2 separate regions of the Homo sapiens genome follow, and region 1 is linked to region 2. The links are chromatin loops, found by intact Hi-C in ENCODE. Cell type or tissue: PC-3. All regions are shown on one strand. Each heading gives the region's core, and the rest is flanking DNA. Links, peaks and the distances in the headings are about the cores only. Region 1 holds the start of LOC105374137 (a long non-coding RNA gene). Region 2 overlaps SLC9A9 (solute carrier family 9 member A9).

Region 1 (8,338 bases), core at 122-8,121, 150 kb after region 2:
GTATCTGGCCCCAGCTGACCTCGTGAATTATTTAGGACACAGATCTAGCTGTTACAACAGAGATCCAAATTACCAGTAACTTAAATAAGGCAGAAGTTTATTTTTCTCTCACAGAACCATCTGAACATGAGTAGTCCATGACTGTAAGATGCCTTCAGTATCAGGACCCAGCTCCTGTCTTGGGGTGGGGCCATTCCCGGAGGCTCCTGACCTCATCCACATTCCGGTCAGCAGGAAGCGGAAAAGACAAGGAGGAAGGACACACCCTTTAAGGACACAGCCCTGAGAATATACGCATAACGCTGTTTTCTTCTCACTAGCCAGAACTTGGACGTGGACCACATCCAGTTTCAAGGGAGGGTGGGAAATGTAGTCTTTATTCTGGGCAGTTGCATGCCTCTCTAAAACTTGCTGGTCCTGTGACTATAGATGAAGGGGAGAATGCGATTCAGAAGGCACCAGGAATCCTGCCAATCTCTCCAGCTTGATCACTCACATTCTATATGCCAGCCCTACTGGACTTCTCCCAGGACTTTGCACTCACTGCTCCTTCTGTCTAGTACCCTACCTGGGCCCTAACCCCACCACTTAAGAGAATTCTGGTTTCACCTTCAGGCCCCAGAAGAGATGTTACTTTCTCTGTGAAGCCTCCTTGAGTATCCCTCCCCAACCACCCAGTAGGGATTAGCTCCTCCTCCCTCCTTGAACTTGTCTTACAGTGGCATTTGTCACACTGTCCCTGAACTGTTTGTTAGTCTATCTCTCCTACTGCAACATACATTCCAAAAGGGCAGAGACTATATGTCTGTGTCCCTTGCAGATTACAGCTCTTTAAATTTCTGCTGAATTATCAAGTACATACTTTTGAGAATCTATATTTGAATTTCCAAGCTACTGAAGCTTGGCCCAATGGAAGAATATTCTCAGCATAAACATGACCACTCTACGCCAGACCCAGGCAGGTAATAGAGAAGGTAACTGTGAAATCAGACCCACTGCTTATGAGAGAAAGGACCTCAGATGTGGTGGGCCTGGGAAAGCTTTTCCTGCTCTTGACTTATGTTTCTGCCTGGCTGAGCTGCAGGACAACAGAGACCCATCACTGACACCTCCCGCAAGGAAATCAGCCAGACCAGGAGCTGTCTCTGGACTCAGGACAGCACCTATGCACTTCCTGAGCAAAGAGAGTTGGTGTGGCAGCATCAGGACTCTGCCGGCTGAAGTCACAGCACAGATGGTTAAAAGCCTTTGATTTTTTTTTCCAGATTAATTTATACTTTGGTGCCCCGTGAGCCTTAGGCAAAACTGTGTGAGCCAAGGAGAAAGAGCATTTCAACCAAAACAGTTTTTTTGTTTTTTTTTGTTTTTTTTTTTTTTGCTTAATACCATTTCCTTTAGTTCCAAATCAAAGTCTTAAATTTATGTTTGTGGATTTGAGGTTTGTTTTTGTTTATTTGAGTAAGGAGAGTGAAGGATATGGTTTTAGGTTGTTTTCCTTACCCAAAGTTCCACAAAGGGGCAGAGAGAGAAAAATATCAAGCCCATGTGGAAGAATAAAGAGAAGTAATCATGTGCTAAGTTGCTCTATTAAAGGCAATCTAATCCGAAATCTAATCCTAGCTCTATTACTGGGCTTAGAATTTCTGTTTTACCCTCGTTTCTTTGCTTAATGCTATTTTCTTCACTTCCAAAACAGAATTTTAAACAAAAGTTTGGGGATTGAGGGTTTGCTCTTGTTTGTGAGGGGAAGGTAGAGTTCTTTCAATATTAGAACACCAGGCATTCTAGGTGTTGGGCAATATCAGGAGTTTCCTCTCATTTAATTTTCTTGCCAACTACATAAAGGTTATAAAACAGGGTTCAGAGTGACTAGCTGGTACATAACAGTGTCTTCTCATCAGAGAGCACCATCTGGAAGAGAGGCCATTGAACTGGGCACAGTGGCTCACGCCTGTAATCCCAACACTTTGGGAGGCCGAGGTGGGCGATCACCTGAGGTCAGGAGTTCAAAACCAGCCTGACCAACATGGAGAAACCCTGTCTCTACTAAAAACACAAAATTAGCTGGGCATGCATGCCTGTAATCCCAGCTACACGGGAGCCTGAGGCAGGAGAATTGCTTGAACCAGGGAGGCGGAGGTTGCAGTGAGCTGAGATCATGCCACCGCACTCCAGCCTAGCAACAGAGTCAGACTCTGTCTCAAAAAAAAAAAAAGAAAAGAAAAGAAAAAGATACAATGTTTTCTCTGAATATTTAGGAAAAGTTAAGGGGCACCCAAGAACTCTTTCATAAGGACATTAAAAAGCCCACAGATCATTCTTGTTCCTTGGCCCATGCTAGACTACGATGTCACCAGCTGGTAACACCTCTATCCATCAACACCTCCCTCACTTCTTGTCTCTTACTGGCTGTTCAACAGGCCAGTGAGACTCAGTGTACTTTCTGGGAGATGCACAACCTCTGTGCTCTGTGGCTGTCTCCTTTGACAGTGAGCACAGAGTTATCACATGAAATAGTAATAGTTGTCACACAAACACACAAGCAAAGTCTTTATTTTTAAGTACATAATACTGTGGAAGATGACAGGTTTGGAGTTTTTTGAGGGGATTTTCCCCAACCTACTGTGAACATCACAGGATGTCTTCATAATGCCTTGAGGACCTGATCCCTAAAAAATGATATCCGTGTTTGACTAAGTGTTAAGTGTGCATCTTTATTAACAATGGGGTCACTGAGGTCCCATGGCTGTAATTCTGATTAAGAAAATAAGCACATAGTCTTCCTAATCATTCCATGTCAGCTAATTCTAAATTGCACCAAAATGGAAATAGTTGCTTTCCCCATGCCCCTAGATAGGACATTTCTATTAACATTGCTCACTGGTTTCAGAATATAGATGATACATGATAATTATTCAAATAAAAAATTATATCCTAATTGGGTATTTGGGTTAGATAACTTGAAGTATCCTTGAAAAAAACTAAAAAAAAAGAAAAACAAAGATTCTTCAGTAATTATCCACATGTGAGAAGGAGTTTTCTGATGTTTTCTTCTTGGCAAATAACCAGACCTATTCTAGGTTTTTAACTTGACAGCAGGCAATGTAGCCATGTCAATCTAAAATAAGAACACCTGTAAATTCTTTTTCTTTTTTCTTTTTAGAGTCAGGGTCTCACTCTGCCACCCAGGCTGGAGTGCAGTAGTGATGTAATCATAGCTCACTGCAGCATCAAACTCCTAGGCCTAAGTGATCCTGCCACCTCGGCCTCCTTTTTTATTTTATTTTATTTTATTTTATTTTATTTTATTTTTATTTTTATTTATTTTTTTTTTTGGTAGAGATGAGGGCTCACTATGTTGGCCAGGCTGGTCTTAAACTCCTGACCTCCAGTGATCCTCCCACCTTGGCCTCCCAAAGTGCTGGGATTACAGGTATAAACCACTGTGCCTGGCCTAACCTCTTTAATGGAGAAATTAAAGGTGAACAGTAAGAGCATGGGCTCTGGGATGAAATGGACTGGCTATACCAATTACTAGCTGTGTGACCTTAAGCAGTTTACTCCTCCTCTCTGTGCATCATCTGTAGACAAGGATATGAGTAGTGGCTATGTTAGAGGGTCACTGTGAGGACTAAATATATGCACAGAACTGTGGCTAGAGCAGGGCACTACATCAAGATTGCAAACAATCATCCTCTGGATGTCAAAGGAAGGAAATATTTTCTACTCATTCATTGCCAATGTAAAGTTGCTTTTTAAAAGTGAACAAACCACTGGACGCAGTGGCTCATGCCTGTAATCCCAGCACTTTGGGAGGCCGAGGCAGACGGTTCACTTGAGGTTGGGAGTTCGAGACCAGCCTGGCCAACATGGTGAAACCCCGTCTCTACTAAAAATACAAAATTAGCCAGGCCTGGTGGCAGGCACCTGTAATCTCAGCTACTCAGGAGGCTGAGGCAGGAGAATCGCTTGAACCTAGGAGGCGGAGGATGCAGTGAGCCAAGATTGCTTCATTGCAGTTCAGCGTGGGTGACAAGAGCGAGACTCCATCTCAAAAAAAAAAAAAAGTGAACAAACCATCATCTTAGCTAATCTAAAAGGGCTGGTACTTCTCCCTGAGCAAAATGCATTCACCTGCATCAGCTGGCCATTAAGTGCACTCGACCCCTGTTTAGCCTCACCTTGCACAGCTCTGATATGTTAAAATGCTATTTGTCTATGAGACAGCCTCCTTACAAATACACATACACATGCATGTTTGTGCACACATGACTGTGTGTGTATCTAGAGAGCTAGATATAATGGATAGCTAACCATCTATTGCCATGGTCTGTGGATTTTTCCCCACACTCAGTGGTGAGAGCCAGGGTGGCCAACTGTGGAAATTACTCTTGCCCAATGCGTGCTCCTCCAGGATACCCCAAGTCTAGTGTGTTTCACAATGTGTTCTGTTTAGTATGTAGTAGCTCTGTTCTCTGCCATTTACTGGAGTTATAGACCATGCTGGCTGTCAAAAATTATATAAATGAAAGTACTTAACCTGCCACAAAGAAACAAAGAAAAAGTAAGATGTTGGATATTAAAATGCAAGTTACCACAACCAGAATATTTTCATCAGAGTGGTGAGGTAACCATCTATAAGCAATTAAGACCTCCTGGAAGTCCTCTGATATTTTGGGGGGAGAATGGGAATCATAACATTACTGTAAGTTAGAGAACTGACCCACAGTCTGTAGAATGGGGACTGGAAGAAGTAATGACCAGAAGACAGAAGTTATTGCAGATGGTTTGAAAAGCCCGGAAGGGCAACTGCCAATGGCAATGCCAGGACCACATCCCCATAGAGACAATGTTATTAGTCATCACTCCCACTTCCAGGAGAGCAAACCGCAGCTACAAGGAATATGAATGTGTTCCTCTCCTGCCCCCAGCTTGAAGCTTCCTAATATGCATTTTTAAGCAAATTCTTAAGTTACAGAAAAGAAGTGACTCATTCTTTCTGTCTCACATTATTAAAAGTTGTGCAAATCATTTATGTTAATATGCATATGTATGGTAACATGCATGTATGTTCCTTAGATGAGACTCTGTTTTTCTAAATTCACTCAAAATGAATGTGTTATAGCTGGGTGTAAAACTCTTAGGGTAAGAAATATATTCTTACTAAAGGGGATAAGTGGAAATCAGAAAAGAAATGAATAGATTTACATTGTCATTTATACATAATGTAATTTGTAGGGTGTCTGACAAACCAAACTTTCTCATCACCCAAAAACAAGCTCAGAAATGGAAATCTTAGTCTTTTTATGTGATTTATACAACGCTTGTTTGCCTTCATCCCTCCTAATATCATATGCTTGAAAAGACTCTAAGAATCGAATCCTGGACCCAGCCACATGGCTAAAATGCTGCAGGATGGAAGCCCAGAATTCATTTTAACATGTATTATTCCCTAGACTGTGACAGAATTCAGGTTTCACTTAGCCTTCTCCAGGCTCCCAAAACCAAGAATCTAGTGGGTTGTTAACATATTCATAGGTAAACAAATGCTCAGTCCTTTGGCAGGCTGCCAGGACATGGTGCCAGGAAGGGATCCAGGCAACCATGGTGAAGCTGTGGGGGTCTTTCACCTCCCTCACTCTGTGGGACTGGACTACTGCAGATGCCACACCTGGCTTTCTGAGCATCTTATCTGTAAATTTATGGAATCCTGTGGACAAGATACCTACTGGTAGAGTCTTGAAATGCAGCCAGAATTACTGAACTGAGGTGGTACTCTTTAGGCCAGCACAACCACTCCAGGCCAGATGTTTGCAAAATGCAATTGACTATAAGTCTGTAGAGCAATCCTTCCCAAAAGCACAGGAATCACCTGAGGATCTTATTAAAATGTAGATGGGAGGATCGCTTGAGCCCAAGGGTTCGAGGCTACAGTGAGCTATGATCGTGCCACTGAACTCCAGCCTAGGTGACAGAGACCCCATCTCTAAAAATAAATAAATAAATAAATGCAGATTATGATCTGGCAGTCTAGAGAGGGGCTGATACTGCTGGTCCAAGGACCCGACTTTGAAGAGCAATGCTGTAAAGTGAGACCATTCCATACACAGTAAAATAAACATGGTTTGGAGGCATCCCGCGTGCCAGACACTGTGCCTTCTGCTGGAAGCACACAGATAAGACAAGAGCCCTGCCTTACAGGAGCTTGTCCTGTAATAGGAGAAACAGCTTATAACACACTGGGTAAATTCTGCACTTGTTGAGATTCTTTGCACTATAAGGAAGAAAACATCCAATCTACAGTGGCTCAAACAAAAAGGAAATGTAACTGGCTCCTCTAATTGCAAACCAAGGGTAAGGCTGACTTCAGACCCATTTTAGCAGGGCTAAAATGACTTCACCAGAACCTAGCTTCCCTTTGTCCACCAGTCTGTGGTTTCTCTCTCCGTATCTTTTGGCTCTGCTCTCCACAATTTGACTGTCTTCTAGAGGCACCATGGATACCAGTCCTTATGTCTTCTCCTCTTTAAATAAGAATGCCTGCCTAACCCCGAAATCTGAGCAAAAATATCAAGATATCTCATTGGCTCTAATTGGGTCATGTGCTCAGTCCTTAGCCGATCATTTTGGTCTTGGGAAAGTCAGCATGGCAAATGCTAGAGTTGTGTGTGAAGTTAGATCCAACACAACCACATGCACCAAAGAAGCAGGAGACAGATTTCCAAAAGAAAATCAGGGCTTGGATGCTGGGCAGCCACTGTCCCACAGTCAGTGCTAAGAGGTGTTTTAGAAGCATGAGCAGGGGGCAATGAGGGCATGGAGAAAGACACCGGTACCTGATAAACACTATCAATGTGTGTGTGTGTGTGTGTGTGTGTGTGTGTGTGTCCCCAGATACAGGGCAAAATGGCAAAGTGCACACAGTGCCAGTCTGGAAAGGACTGCTGATTGGTTTCTTGGGGGCTTTTAAGTCAACCCTCCTCCACCCCTACCTCTACCATGGTGCAAATCAGTCACTTCAGAAATAGTTCATTCACTACTTCCTGTGCAGGAGATAAGAAATGAAAAGTGTGGTTTAATTGCTCCCAAGGTGATTAAATTGCCATATTGACCAGACTGACACACATCTAATAATTTGAGGCCAATATAAAAGACTGTGCAGCTGAGTGCTAATTTGTGCAAAGAGAAAGGAGACATTGGTGTGGGCTAGAATAGAAGCTTCCACAGGCATTGAACAAACAGATGGAATAATGAGCTGGTTTATGCATTGGAACAAGACAAGACCAAATGAGTTGTAGGAGAGGACAGTGCCATCTTCAAAAGCAAGCACAACTGCAAGAGTTGAGTGCCCAGATCAATGACTTCCTCTCCGCCATGACCCTTTCTACCATTACTCATGATTTCAATATCCATTTTAGGAACCCATTTGACATCCTGGCCTTTCAGCTTCTTATCATCTTCGTGCTCTGATTCAACATAGCTACTCTTGTTGTTGATCAGTGACAACCTCACCACCCCAGAAATGTAGGTTTCAAGAATTCTTACCCACTACATTTCTGCATTCTATCATACCATAACCATATATATATTTCAAATATCTGATCTCATAGAGTTCCAGTCCAATATTTCTCCTACTTTTTCCCCATCCATTACCCATCATCCAACTATCCATCTTCTCCACACCTGAATAAAAGCAGCAGAATGTAGCTAGAAAAAAAATCATGCAACCTTTAAATTCATTATAGCCACAAATGTCCAAAATAGCAATGATGATTCTGATGACAACCTTGGTGATATCATTTATTAACATTTATTGAGTATCATTATGAGACAGCCTTATTCTCAGTTCTGAGTCAGTGTGTAATTTTCTTTGGCTTAATTTAGCTCGGTATTTCTCAAGGGGACCACTATTAACATTTGGAGCAGGACAATTCATTATGTGGGACTGTCCTCAGCAAGGCAGAACATTCAGCATTATTGCTTCCAGCCCACTAAATGCCAGTCCCATTCCCTAGTCATGGAAAAAAAAAAATTCCAAAGGCTGTCTCCCAATCTTTCCCCCAACCAGATTGCAGGGACCGTCCCACACCCAGCTGAGAACCACTGGCTGAGTAGAAAGAGCACTAAATTGGGCATCAAATCTGATACATACCATATTCTGTGACCTTGAGCAAGTCACTTAGCTTCTGAGTTTCAGCTTCTTCTATAAGAGAAAGATCATAATCCTATTTCTGCCCAGTAATCATAAGTTTCAAATGATCTAATAAAATATTAATGAGAATATTTGCTGTATCCATTAGGACTGTACTTGGCTGTGAGTAACAAAGTCGGCAGCAAC
Region 2 (8,338 bases), core at 140-8,139:
TGAAAGTAAGCAGTTGGTGTAATTTTGAGCCCTTCTTGAAAAATCAAATTGCTTATCTCTGAGAAATTTTTTAATCTCTAAAATCCCCTTTGCAGTTCACTTCATGTGAATGCTCCTCTTCACCCCGGCCATTCCTAATTACAGTGAGAAGGTCTGTAGGTGTAACAATTCTATGAATTCACTGTTATTCCATTAGCACTGAAGGACAAGGTGCTGAGCAGAAAATGGGAAAGTAATTGTACTGGACTTCATGAATAGCAGCACTGGGAATTATTCCAAACCCTAAGGGAACAGTTATATAGTCAGCTCCTTCATTGTGTGGGCAAAGAAACAGAATTTGCTAGAATAACTCAGAACAATGGACGATCTGCTCCAGGTTCTTTCAGCTTCAGTAACCTGTGAATCATACAAATGAGACAGAATCATAAGAGAAGCTACCAAAGGCAAGCAGTGGAATGGAGACTTCCAGAGTATAAAGATGGGGTAAAGGAATTTGGTTGTTGTTTTTTTTTCCCTTCTTGTCCATAGCACTTTTTGATGTCTACCCCATAATAGACTATTTCGAGTCATCAAATAAATCAGTTTGCTTTATTAGTGAGTTTCTAAACTGGCAAAGCAAAACCTTTACCCAGGATGTGAACTTACCAAGCCAAAGCTCAAACTACAAAATAGGGAATGTTATCAGCTTTTGCTACCTCCTCCCAGTCAGTGCAGATCTTGAGCTGTCTTGCTGAGCATTCTTGGGCCTTCCCCACTTGCCAGCAGTTATTCTGCACCCCGCTCCACACACACACACACACACACACAAGTGGGACCAGAAGGAAGGAGGAGGGAAAGTGTCTCAGATAATCCAAGCTTTGAGTTCTGAATTACTGAGGAAAAGGTACGTAGGGACAGTGGTGACCAAGGTACTGAGACAGAGAAGGGTCTGAGACATGGAGAGTTTTGCTGACGCACACCTCGTGAGGTCCAGAACTAGTGGAGCCTCATTTTGCTTTAAGATTCCTAATGACATGGGCTATCATGACCCAAAGGTGACCTGCACTGGTACCAGTTTCACAGTCTGTCAGACACTAGGAAGTATTATGCTAAAAAGTTTGGTGTTAATCTGAGTTATTTGCTTCCTGGGGAAAGCACCAGAAGATGCCATTCTGAGGGTTATCTGCAGGCATTGAAATCTGGTGTGATTGCTTTCCAGCTCCACCTAGATCTAGAGCCACATCCCTAAACTGGGAAGAATCAACAGAAAAGAACATAGCCCCACAGCACAAAACAATGGCAGCTTTAGTCTGAGCAAGAACATTCTGTGAGGCCCCAGCTGAAAGGCAGGTTGGGATTTGGAAGGAATGTCACCAGGCAGTAAACAAGAATGATCTGGGAGACCCTGGCCTCTGCCTGTACTGAGAATGCCTTGGACTCCTTTCAGAATGTCAGATTTATTCCAAGAGCTCTGAATGGCATCGGGCTCCTGTGACCCTGCAAAGCCAATAGAAGGAGCTCTGAAATGCTTGGCTTGGCCTTCTCCAAATCTGCAGGAAGGTCACAGCCTGTATGTCCATCAGGTCTGTGTGCACCAGCCCAAGGCTTTACCAAAGCTCTCAAGTAGGTCCTGGGAAGGTTTATTGAGACCCCCACCCCTTCCTACCACTACTGCCTCCAGAGCACACATATACCCTCCTTCGAAAGCACTCTTAAAATCAGCAACAGAAAAAGGAAGCCCAATTAGGAGAAAATAACTAGCATTCAGTCAGCAGATGGCATATGGAATATGAAAATTTCCCAGCCTCTAAAACCATCACCTTTTCCATGACCTTGACCTCCCTTTTTTTGGTTGAAAGAGAAGAGAATCTTTCAGCTCTGGGCATATTACTAACCCTGATATTCCAGCCTTTCCTAGGCTCTGGTTTATAAACCACATCCCATACTTCCTCAACTGTATTCTAATTACTAAAATGCTCAAAACACCCGGCTCATGAATAGAACCTCCTCAAAACTTTAATAGAAAGCAGGGAGAAAGAGTTCTCAGCTCCTGTTCCATGGTCCTCTCCCCTTCTTTTTCCTTAAAACAACCTGGACACCTGTGGCAAAAATATTAACACTGCAACCATTGCAAATGGAAGTCTCTAATAACCCCTCCCCGCCATAGAAAATCTTTACTAACAAATTGCAGCTAGTTCTGCTCCCAACCAATCCGAGCCCCATGAATCATGCCACTGAGCTCCCAAGTTATTGTCAACTGGGTTGACAGCCTCAGGTATGATGCTGCTGAAGCATCCTCAGAGAATGCAGAGAAGTGGAGGTCTTTTCTCAGAGGAGGCTCTGTAAACTCTTTTCAAGCCTAGGGAAGGGATCATGCTGCACTGAGCTCCAGAGTTAAAGAGGGGGCATGTTAGACTACAGTGCTGCAGCCTATGTTCACATCCTGGCTTCACCACTTCATACTTATGTAGCCATGGCTGGCTCCTTTGCCTCCCCATGCCTCAGTTTCCAGACCCATAAAATGAGGATAATGATAAAACTATCTCCTAGGATTAAAGGAGATTTTTCATGTAAAGTACTTAGCACAGAGCTTCCAATACAAATGCCAGACACCATTAATAGTGTAGTTCTAATGAGAACACATGGACACAGGGCAGGGAACATCACACACCAGGGCCTGTTGGGGTGTGGGGGGCTAGGAGAGGGCTAGCATTAGGAGAGATACCTAATGTAAAAGACAGGTTGATGGGAGCAGCAAACCACCATGGCACGTGTGTACCTATGTGACAAACCTGACGTTCTGCACATGTATCCTAGATTTAAAAATATATAGTATAGTTTTGAGCCAGAACATCAGAGAGTTGAATAGACTTTGGGGACAAGAATAGCAGGAGCTCATCCATAGTATGGATGGAATAGTGTGGAAAGAACCATTGATATCAGCACATATTTACCTTCCCTAGCCCCATTTGTGATATATCAATAGGAATATCAAAGGTATTTGAAACTTCATATAGAGCTGTCTGTATCATTTTGTCATAAGTATTGCTGGGCTTGGAAGATTACCCATAAACGACGACTTCATTGTGGGGTAGGGGAAGCCCCTGAACACGTGACTGAACAGCAGGGACCCTCCCAGCATTGCAGGCTGGTTCCCATAAGACTTCAAGTTTTTTGAAAAAGTATTTAAATGATTAGGAGAATGTTTAGACACTGAGGTACTATTAGGTTGAAGTGGAAATCTCATAAGATCCAGTTTCCTTTCTAAATTCTAGTTTCCTAAGACTCAGGTTGAGTTAAAAATGTCTACAAAGAAATTATATTTTAGAAACTGGTATTATATTATATTATATTTTAGAATACTTCCCACCCATGGCCACTACGGTAGTAGTGGGATATAAATGAGGGAAAATTCTCCATCCTGCTAAAATATTTAGAGACGAATTCTGGCTGAAGGTCACAATCAATTCAGCCTTCCCAATTCCTGAGGGTGATTTCAAATTTGGTTTCAAAAAAAAAAAAAAATAGAAAGGGCCAAATCCCACAGAAATTTCTGGAGCTGGCATTAAATGAATCTTCTTTCACAGAACTCCTAACAGCAGTTGGATATTAACAAGGAGAAAAGAACAATTATCATTTGGGACTCCAAGTGCCACTTTATGTCACTTTAAAGAATGAATAGACTTCCAGCTCCACTCAGCTGCCTGTTCACAGTTACAAAGCAATGGTAAATAATCGTAAGTAAATGGAAGGTGTGATTTAGGAGGGTGAAATAGTATAACGACTCGATGCTTTCTCTTGCTTTTCTGTGGCAAGGCAAGCAGGACAGCTCCTGCCACGGGTTTGGCTTAAATCTGGATCTGTGACTTACCAAATTAAAAAAAAAAAAAAGGTCCTGGAACTATTTATTAAAGTGGACACACAACAAACTACCAAAACATTATTTTTACAAGGAGAGAATGATCATATCATGAGTCATGGTTTAATTTGCTCTCTAGTGGTTTTATTTAACCAAAGGATCATACCTGTTCGTGCCAATAAAACTTGAGTGGTTTTAATAGAAAGTACATCTTTCCATTTTCTCAGCCATGCCAGTTTACAAGGAGCCATCTGAGCTCTACTCCTGAGAAGATGTGTTGATATGGTGGATATGGGCAGGACTTTCCGTTTGCACTCATAATTCACCCCAAAGGGAGGTTTTATACTCACTCTGAAAGGGGTCTAGACCTCAGCCAGTGAAGGCTTTGATCTTGGGCCTGAAACCATCTTATCCAAACACACATTCATTTAATCTTGCAACTCAAGAGTGACGCACCCTTCCAAAGTGGTTTGGGAGGACCAAGGGGACAGGGTTGGGGCTTGCAGGAGAGACTCACAGATATGCCTGAGGAGCCAGTTATCTGTGATACCCAGTCTCAGGAGAGCAGCTTTGCCTCTCAGTGAGGCTGGAGGGCAATGTAAAGCATTTCTAGTGCAGGCAGTCTCCTCTAGGGCTTTCCAGGGGGAGTGAGATTGTATATACAGGAAAGTATAAGGGCAAACAAGAACTGCCCTAGGGAAATCCAGACAGGCTGAGATCCATGGCTGCTGTTTTTCCCACCTTTCCTTCCAGTGTCCAGCCCAGTGCCCACCCGTCTCCTACACCCCTGTCCCTAAGGCCACCGTCTTGTGCCATTTCCTGACTATATTACTATCAACTAAGTCCAAAATAAGGTGGAGGTTTCAGATAATACCTTTCCCAGAAGAATTTGTATGTTAACATAAAGCCCTAAATCCCTTTCAAGTCTCAATTCAACAAACATTGAGGAGACTCATTTCTGCCTACTGGGCATTAAGCATTTGTGGAAACAAAGAGGAAAGAGACTTGCCCCTCCCTCAAGGAGCTCACAGTCTAACAAGAGAGGAGATATATAGTCAAATAATTCTGATATAATCAATGGAAACAGAAAGGTCTGTGGAAACCCCAGTGAAGAAATTCCTGTGTTTGTCACAGGAATAGTGACAAAGAAGAGGTACTATTTGAATTGGGTCCTGGATCCAGTATCCATTAGGATTATGTCTGACTATGTATAACAGGAAAATCCAAATAACCATGGATTAATGAAAATAGTGGTGTTTAATCTCACTAAAAGAAGTCTGGTATTAGACAATCTATGTATGGTTAACAGAGCTCCATGATGCCACCACAGTCCTATCTTTCTTCTTTATCTTTTTATATAGCTTCTATCCTCAAGTTTGCTTCTTGGGCCCAAAATGGCTGCTGGAGCTCCAGAGAGTCCATTACCATTACAATTCCAGACAGGAAGGCAGAAAGGGCAGAATTGATGCTCTGAGAGGCTTCTCTAGAATTCCACTCAAGAACTTCTATTTCATTGGCCACCCATTCTGAGGAAATAGAACACCTCCATAGATTCAGGCTTATATTGTAAGGAGGAGAGGGAGACTGGATATTGAGTAGGTAAGTAGCAATCTATGCAACAGGCTTCAAGCATAAATGGGGCTTCCCAGAAAGACAAAGTGAAGAAGGACATTTCTGGTAATAGGAACAAAACATGCAAAGATAAAAGTCTGTAAAGTATTTGGTGGGTATTGGAAACTCAATAGTCTAGAAAGGCCTTCCAGGTCAACCTTAGTAAATCTTATTTTTCTGAGTGGGTTGTGGGTTTGGGGGGGTATGTGTTGTGGTTATTGCTGATGTGGAACCCCACCATGAATAAAGGTAAGAGAAGCAACTCTGGTTCAAAGTGCAACAGGAAGAGAACTGTACTTGAATAATTAGAATGTAAGAGAGAGTGACAAGTCCTAAGAGAGTGGTAACTAAAAGATCAATAGTACTTCACAGGCAATGACAGTAGAGCTATATTGAATGGATTTAGGATTTCCAAGTGCCAAGCTGAAAGGAAAAGCTGTCCAAATGGAGGGAACAGCATTTGCAAAGGCCCAGAGAGATAGTGAAACATAAGTGACATTGAGCCTGATTCCCCTTTATCAGAAACTAAAGTTTGTGAAACGGTGTGGGGAATGAGATAGGAAAGGTAAGTGGGGCAGGATCAGTGGAGGACAGTGCAGTTCTAGTATCTAGCAAGGACGTAACCGTGATGGAGGCCTCTGATCTCAACCACTTGAGCAAAGTAGCAGCAATCATGCCTTTGTACTGCAGTTTCTTTTAATAAAAGTAGGATGCACTTGTAGTCTGGATTCTCAAGGCACATAGGCCTATTGACAAAACACAGGATCCATGAGGCCTGAATCTTGATCTAAAGTCCACCACTCAGTTTTGGACTAGTCCCTGCTGCCTCCCCTGCCAAAGCATTTGCAATCTAACTCTCTGTAGTCACACACACTGTGTAGTCCTCAAGTCAACTCATCCCAAAGAGTTGGGACCCTGAGGGAAGGCAGTGCTAGTATGTGCTCTCCGTCTTCTGTGGTGCTCCCTGTCTCCACTTTGGTGCTACAGATGTGGCCAATTCTGTGGGAGAATGATTTTTAAACTGTATGTGACTACCCATAATGGGTCATGGAATCATTTAGGTAACTCAGAACCAGCATTTTTTTTAATGAAATAGAATACTGTATTAGAATAGGTTAGACTACACTGTGGTAAACATTTCTAAACTCTTAGTGGCTCATCAAGCAAAGTTTTATTTTCTCTCAAAGGCTGCTAAGGATGTGGTGATTCTCTAGGGCAAATGTCCTCCATGTAGCAACTTAGTGATGCAAACAGCTCTGATCTGTGGCTTTACCACCTTCACCGGAGGCCTCCCTGGGTCACTGTAACAGGGAGAGGGTCAGCCTGCTGGCTTCCTGTGTTTCAGTGTAGAAGTGATGCTATCCCTTTATAACCATAGCACATTGGCCAGAATTAGTCCTAGAGCCGCACCTACTTCAGGCACCTGAAAGAAGAGAGCTGGATATTGGCAGATACTAGCTAGCAATGTCCAGTATAAACAGAGTAGAAGACAAATGGAATGGAACAGAATATATCTAAGTGCATCACAGAAGGATTTTAGAGTTATATGTGTGTGGTTGAGAAAATGTTGAGGCATGTACTAAGTAACAATTGTAAAATGTATTTCTGGCTAGGCGCGGTAGCTCATGCCTGTAATTCTAGCACTTTGGGAGGCCAAGGCAGGCAGGTCACCTGAGGTCAGGAGTTCGAGACCAGCCTGTCCAACATAGTGAAACCCTGTCTCTACTAAAAAAATACAAAAATTAGCTGGGCATGGCAGCGGGAGCCTGTAATTCTAGCTACTGGGGAGGCTGAGGCAGGAGAATCGCTTGAACTTGGGGGCAGAGGTTGCAGTGAGCCAAGATGGCACCACTGCACTCGCCAGCCTGGGCAAAATCAAGTGAAACTCCACCTCAAAAAAAAAAAAAAAAAAAAAAATGTAGTTCTAGGTAGAGGCCAGATGTTTTAAAAAGGCTTCAAAGGGACTACATCTGAGGAAAAAAGTATGTCTAGGAGGAGAAGAGATTTGTGACATGTGACCCTATAAAGACAAAGGGCTCTCCTTGTGTCTGCTCAAAGAAAATAAGTTTCTGAAGTCTCCTGAACAGTCTTCATTCCATAGCTCAAAAATAACCCAGTGTTACATACCTGGATTCGTATAACAAACTCAATGGGTTACAGTCAACATTGCTGGGGTGGGAAGTGTGTGTGTATTCATTTTGTTCCCTAAAAGAGCTGCAGGGCATGCATTCTAACGAATTTGCTAAATGGCCAGGAGTCCATAGAGTTTGGGAAAGTTAGAAGGTGGCCTCAAGAACACCCAGGGACCGGAGAAACAAACATAAGAAAGGGGAGTTCTAGGCAGGCCCTGGTGACTCATGCCTATAATCCCAGCACCTTGGGAGGCTAAGGCGGGAGAATTGCTTGAGCACAGGAGTTCGAGACCAGCCTGGGCAACATGACAAAACCCTGTCCCTACAAAAAAAATTAAAAATTCACTGGGTATCATGGCACATGCCTGTAGTCCCAGCTACTCGAGAGGCTGAGGGGGGAGGATTGCTTGAGCTCAGGAGGTCGAGGCTGCAGTGAGCCATGATTGTCACTGGACTCCAGCCTAGTGACAGAGCAAGACCCTGTTTTTTTTCTTAAATAAAAACAAAGGCTGCTCTAAGGTGACATTAAAAATCTAATGCCCCATATATACCATGAAATACTACGCAGCCATAAAAAAGGATGAGTTCATGTCCTTTGCAGGGACATGGATGAAGCTGAACAGCATCATTCTCAGCAAACTAACATAGGAACAGAAAACCAAACACCGCATGTTCTCACTCATAAGTGGGAGCTGAACAATGGGAACACATGGACCCAGGGAGGGGAACATCACACACTGGGGCCCGTTGAGTGGTG

The links. Peaks named below come from ENCODE experiments on the same cell type or tissue, not always from the same donor. Only the 100,000 strongest peaks of a DNase experiment are listed, where the experiment ranks them.
Region 1: it touches region 2 in a loop (4-fold over the local background); 3 of 110 quality-filtered maps call a loop at or near these places.

Annotation. Positions count from the first base shown.
Region 1 is chr3:143,131,897-143,140,234 of GRCh38, reverse strand. LOC105374137 (a long non-coding RNA gene) reads left to right here and starts at 7,437. Exons shown (of 3, transcript XR_924554.3): 1 at 7,437-7,524; 2 at 8,301-8,338. In PC-3, for the core only: a CTCF peak has its summit at 4,916; DNase peaks (open chromatin) are centred at 234 and 4,914; H3K27ac peaks cover 1,722 bases.
Region 2 is chr3:143,279,571-143,287,908 of GRCh38, reverse strand. The region is part of intron 14 of SLC9A9 (solute carrier family 9 member A9); the gene reads left to right. Among named protein-coding and RNA genes, the nearest start is that of SLC9A9-AS1, 59 kb to the left of the region's middle. In PC-3, for the core only: no CTCF peak of the experiment used is centred there; DNase peaks (open chromatin) are centred at 3,998 and 4,268; H3K27ac peaks cover 1,320 bases.